2 separate regions of the Homo sapiens genome follow, and region 2 is linked to region 1. Evidence: chromatin loops called from intact Hi-C (ENCODE). Cell type or tissue: gastrocnemius medialis. All regions are shown on one strand. Each heading gives the region's core, and the rest is flanking DNA. Links, peaks and the distances in the headings are about the cores only.

What was found. A loop is a pair of places that touch in the nucleus more often than their neighbours do. Peaks named below come from ENCODE experiments on the same cell type or tissue, not always from the same donor. Only the 100,000 strongest peaks of a DNase experiment are listed, where the experiment ranks them.
Region 2: it touches region 1 in a loop (4-fold over the local background); 4 of 110 quality-filtered maps call a loop at or near these places.

What each region holds. Positions count from the first base shown.
Region 1 is chr7:140,694,979-140,697,886 of GRCh38, forward strand. NDUFB2 (NADH:ubiquinone oxidoreductase subunit B2) reads left to right here and starts at 1,730. Exons shown (of 4, transcript NM_004546.3): 1 at 1,730-1,864. The coding sequence starts at 1,767. NDUFB2-AS1 (NDUFB2 antisense RNA 1) reads right to left here and starts at 2,099. Exons shown (of 2, transcript NR_024454.1): 1 at 1,937-2,099; 2 at 358-1,842. ADCK2 (aarF domain containing kinase 2) reads left to right here. Exons shown (of 8, transcript NM_052853.4): 8 at 1-132. RefSeq lists an enhancer at 1,739-2,048. In gastrocnemius medialis, for the core only: no CTCF peak of the experiment used is centred there; DNase peaks (open chromatin) are centred at 1,683, 1,983 and 2,424; H3K4me3 peaks cover 1,854 bases; H3K27ac peaks cover 1,913 bases.
Region 2 is chr7:140,160,536-140,163,443 of GRCh38, forward strand. All of the region lies in intron 1 of KDM7A (lysine demethylase 7A), which reads right to left. Among named protein-coding and RNA genes, the nearest start is that of KDM7A, 15 kb to the right of the region's middle. In gastrocnemius medialis, for the core only: no CTCF peak of the experiment used is centred there; a DNase peak (open chromatin) is centred at 1,699; H3K27ac peaks cover 208 bases.

The sequences.
Region 1 (2,908 bases), core at 312-2,811:
GGGCCAATTAGGGAGTAAAAGGAGGGAAGGGGCCTATCCATTCCATTGTGGAAGCTGGGCCAGGTGCCAGGGACACTCTCCTTCAGGGAAAATGTTATGTGGAGGAGGACGAATAAATTTATTTTGTTTTCCTGTTTTTCTCATTTCTTGACCCGCTATACTCCCTGGTCAGATGGGTACTGCTGGTAGTTCCCAGACTTTGATATTCAGGTTAGAAAATGCCATCAAGTCCTACTGATCTGTGGCATGTGCACACACACACACACACACACACACTCTTTATGTATAAATATCATGCAGGTGCTACCTGCCAGCATAATATACACTTAGGGCAAATTTCATTGTACTTCAAATTATCTTCTTGGTAATTTTTAATAGATTTTGCTAACTCCTTGGTAACTTTTATTACAAGGTAAAACAAAACTGATGAAAGTGGCTGACATACCGGGGACGTGAGCAGAACGGCTTGGCCACTTCCTTAACATGGCCCCGGGTTCACCCGCTAGTCCGGAACTACAGTTTCTCTGCCACAGTGTCTGCGCCTGTCCACTTGCAGGCATTAATTTTGGTGAATATGAAGAGAGTTAATATAACCAGTGTGTCCTCTTCTCCATGGCAGCGCCCAGGGACAGACCTGCAGTGACCACCACCTGCCCCTCTCTGCCAGGCCCAACCACGGGCTTTCTTCTCAGAGCTGAGCTGATGTGGCCGTCTGGCTGACTAGGAGGGGCCCGGGGTCAGCCTGGAGGGGGGGTATTTGTAAAGCTTAATTTCTCTTTTTTTTTTTTTTTAGGTAAAATCACAGTTTATCCCTGCACCTTCATAGATTATGTTGCTCGTCTTAGAGACCACCAGGCAGCGAATGGAGTCAAGCCCTTGCGCTCTCCGAGAGTCCTGCCCTGACTACAGGACTAGTTTCTCCCATTCTTTCCTTCTCCAGGATAAAGTTCCTCATTCCTGTCTTTTAGTGAGCAGTATGGTTTAGGTGGACAGAGATTCCTTTGGTGCAGTTTTTTTCAAGGAGGTGATGTTATTTTTTCCTTCCCAGGTCTTGAGGGGACATTCAAAGCAGGCAGAGAGGGGTTGGGATGGCTCCAGATGGCTGGGAGGGAGAACACCAGCTGGTCACGCAGCCCCTCGTGCCAGTGCGCATCAGGTACAGTGTGGAGGCGGGAAAGGGACAAAAAGACGGCAGTCTCTTCCCTGAGCCTATGCCAACCCAGCCTTAAAGCCAGTGGATCGAATCAAGCCATTTGTGGCATTATCTATTGCTGCGTACGAACTTAGCCTGGCACAATGCCTGTAATCCCAGCTACTCGGGAAGTTGAGGCAGGAGAATCGCTTGAGCCTGGGAGGCAGAGGTTGCAGTGAGCCGAGATGGTGTCACTGCACTCCAGCCTGGGTGACAGAGCAAGGCCTTGTCTCAAAAAGAAAAAAAAAAAAAAAAAAGAATTATACACCACTCAGTTTTAGGAGGGGCAGAACACGGGGAGAGCCCTACAGGATCAGAGGGGCAACCAACAAGCTGTTTCAGAAGGCATGGGGCAGCTCAGCAACCATAAGTTATGCGTGGGCTTTGCTCTCGGGAGAGAGGTTTCCTGCAGCCGAAGGACTCACAGCTAATCTGGGTCAGGAGCGGCTGCCGGCTCCCCCACTCCTGGAGATGAGCGACTCTGTGACGTCACGGGAGGCGCGGGCGGAGCGCCGGGGAAGCGAAGTAGGCAGGGGCGAGGCGGCTGGGGACCGCGGGGCGGACGGGAGCGAGTATGTCCGCTCTGACTCGGCTGGCGTCTTTCGCTCGCGTTGGAGGCCGCCTTTTCAGAAGCGGCTGCGCACGGACTGCTGGAGATGGTGGAGTCCGTCAGTGAGTGTGGGGCTGGGGATGGGGGCCTCGCCGGCCTGTAGCGGACAGCGCGGGTCCCTGGGACGCTCTCACCTTGACTGGGGCGCCTGAAGAGGCCGCGTCCCGAGGCATGCTGGGACCTGTAGTCCGCGTGTCTCCTGAAGCCGCGACTCGAGGAGAGGGACCCCGCTGGCCGGAGGGAGAGGGAGAGACTTCGCTGGGCAGATGGGACACCGTGTGCAGGGCCGTCATGGTAGTAGGGGCCGCCTGCCCTCGGGAGACGCACGCGTGAATGCGGAGCGGGCTGAGCCAGTCGGCGCCGGCGCGGGCGGTCCAGGCGGAGGAAGCAGCGTGCGCGGCGGGTGTGGACGCTCCTGGAGCGAGGCGGGGGGCGGCGGCGGTGAGGCCTAGGGAGGGCGCGGTCCAGGGTCCCGGTGCCTGGCTGCGGAATTTAGGGTAGAGTCTGTTCGGCAGCCTTTAATCGGAGACGTCACGTGGCCGCTTTTTAATGCTGAAAAATCACTCTGGCTGCAGGGAGTGGAGGCTGTCGCCCAGAGAGAGCGCCGTCGGGTGAGAGGAGCAGAAAGCCGGAAGCCAACGCTGGGGCAGCCGTGGCGTTTAGGAGAGTGACAGGCAGAGCCGCCCGCGAGGTGGCCCGAGACGCAGACCGGAGGGCGGAGGGCTGGGGGTGCGAGGTAGGGAGCGGGTGCGAGGTAGGGAGCAGCTGCCGAAGCCGAGTTAGTGGTGTGCAGAGATTCCGTAAGAGCAGGACTGGAAAAGAGTCATGGATGATTCCAGGTCCCTTAGATCATCAGCTACACTTTACCAAGAGGCAGTGTGGGGTCGTGATTCCAAGCGGGATTCTGGCCGCACAGTGGCTGGGTTCAAATCCCACCTCTGCCACACTCCAGCTGTGGGACCTTGGAAAAGTTTCTTATTCTCTTAATGCCTCAGTTTCCTCACCCATTTGGCGTCCATTTGCAAGGAACTAAATGAGTTACTGTTATCTAAAGCGTGTTTGTGTGTTTTAGGAGATGGGGTCTAACTCTGTCAGGCAGGCTGGAG
Region 2 (2,908 bases), core at 236-2,735, 530 kb before region 1:
AGGATTTTTCAACTTTATGATGGGCTTATCAGGATGTAATACCAAGGTAAATCAAGTAGCAGTTCCCCTAGGGCTGAGGTGGTAACACTCCTGAAGAGATGGGTGGCCCCAACAAGTGATCCTGAGGGAGAGTGGTGTAAGACTTTGGAGCTTTAAGAGAATAATCAATTGCTTACGGGGTAAAGAATGAGAAAACTGAAAAATCAAGTTCAGACTGGGGATAAGACCTCTTCTACTACAGGCTGGATGCCCACAAAGGCAAAGATAAGAAGAGAAAAATTCAGGGAGTAGACTCCAGCGCTGACTACTTGGCATTTGGATGGTTGGAAAAGCAGGTAAGAGGAAAGATGTCCCTGAACCAAACAGAAGGGACTGCGTTCACCCAGTCACCATGGGCTCCAAAGAAAACTTTGATCCTTTGATATAAAGAAAATAAGGACAGGCTAGCACAAAAAAGAAACTGACTCAAAACAACAGGCACACAAAGTTAGCCTTCAAAAAAGTACCGAAATAGGAAGAATGTAAGAGAGGAATATGAATCAGACCTGTGACAAGTTAAATTACGTAAAAAGACTATAAAATTCCTATAATCTGCATATAGTTTACAACCCATGATTCCTTCAAAAAGTAATAAAGTAAAAAAGACTAACCACATGTCTACATTGTAGCATATGTGACAAGTGAGGCACTCTGGCAGTTCACACAGAAGAGGAAAAACCCATGAACCCACAAACCCAGTCCTTGGAGAGGAACACTCCCATGTGGTCCCCACAGAAAGTTTCCAAAACCATTGATGGAAACTGGCCAGAAAGCCCCTGTTTCAAGGATACCAGTGGTCCCATACATCACTGACCAGCTCAGTTAAAATGCTACCAAAACTGTTTCATGTTCTGACCTTTGTTCTTTTTTTAAAACTATTCTGTAGGGTTCCAGACAATGGAAATATATCCAGGTCACATCTCCATGACCATTTTATTTTCTTTTTTAGTTTTGTTTTTTCGTTTTTTTGTTTTTTTTTTCTACGGTGGGGGGGACGGAGTCTCGCTCTGTCACCCAGGCTGGAGTGCTGTGGCGTGATCTCGGCTCACTGCAACCTCTGCCTCCCAGGTTCAAGCAATTCTGCCTCAGCCTCCCGAGCAGCTGGGGCTACAGGCGTGTGCCACCACGCCCAGCTAATTTTTTGTATTTTTAGTAGAGACGGGGTTTCACCGTGTTGGCCAGGATGGTCTCGATCTCCTGACCTCGTGATCCGCCCGCCTCGGCCTCCCAAAGTGCTAGGATTACAGGCGTGAGCCATTTGATATTTATTAATATTAAAGTATTCAAGGGATACTGTATATATCAAAAGGTCTACACTGGACCACATTCCAGTTTCTTTGTGAAACAGTGAATACTCACCTGACAACAGTTTTTGCACATTAAAAATACCAAATTATCTACAATGGTATAAGTTCCCCCAGCTTTCACAACTTCATGATTTTACTGCACACATCAAACTGTTATAATTACTAACTGATAGGCCAGGCATGGTGGCTCACACCTGTAATCCCGGCACTTTGGGAGGCCGAGGCAGACGGATCACCTGAGGTTGGGAGTTTGCGACCAGCCTGACCAACGTGGAGAAATCCCATCTCTACTAAAAATACAAATTTCGCCGGGCATAGTGGCACATGCCTGTAATTCCAGCTACTCGGGAGGCTAAGGCAGGAGAATCGCTTAAACCCAGGAGGCGGAAGTTGTGGTGAGCCAAGATTGCGCCATTGCACTCCAGCCTGGGCAAAAAGAGTGAAACTCAGTCTCCCAAAAAAAAAAAAAAAATTACTAACTGATAAACAGGAGTCCATATTAGATGTTTGAAATTCCTATGTTTTGTGCTCAAGGAAAAATGGCATTTCTAAATTATAAAGGAAGAATATGTTAACAAAACATTGAGACTGTTTTATCCCTCTTCCCCATAATAAAATATAAACTGGACATAAGATCACTGTATTTTCTCTGACATTGATTTTTGTGTTAAGATGAATGCAACTTATAGCCCCAGTAAATAAGAATCTTAAATTTGTATATTTAAGCTCAAACTTCTATTTCATTATCAGTGTTCTTTACACTTGTCTTTGATCAACAGAACATGAATTTTAAACTATGACTACAGATAAAAACAATTTCAAAATGGATAATGCTAGAAACTTACCATAAGGATACCCAAATGCTCGCCAAGAATAAAGATAAACATACACACAAAAATATATATCCTGCAGCACTGTTAAGTAGTAAGAACAAAAGAGAAACCAACTCAAGAATCCATCAAGAGAGGACCAGTTAAATTGTGGTAAATCCACAGAATAGAATTCTATGCAGCTACTAAAAAGAATGAGATATCTGTACATGCTGATATGAGAAGCTCTCTGAGATATCCAGGATATTTTAATAAATAAAAAGTAAGATTTTTGCTTTTCTTTCCTTTTTTTTTTTTTTTTGAGACAATGTCCCGCTCTGTCACCCAGGCTGGAGTGCAGTGGCACTATCTCGGCTCACTGCAAGCTCCTCCTCCCGGGTTCACGCCATTCTCCTGCCCCAGCCTCCCAAGTAGCTGGGACTACAGGTGCCCGCCATCATGCCCGACTAATTTTTTGTATTTTTAGTAGAGACGGGGTTTCACCGTGTTAGCCAGAATGATCTCAATCTCCTGACCTCATGATCCACCTGCCTGAGCCTCCCAAAGTGCTGGGATTACAGGTGTGAGCCACCATGCCTGGCACCAGGTCTTTTTAACAGACAGTCTTGCTCTATCACCCAGGCTGGAGTACAGTGGCAAGATCACACAATCTTAGCGCACTGAAGCCTCAAATTCCTGCACTCAAGCCTCAGCTTCCCGAGTAGCTAGGACTACAGGCACATGCCACCACAC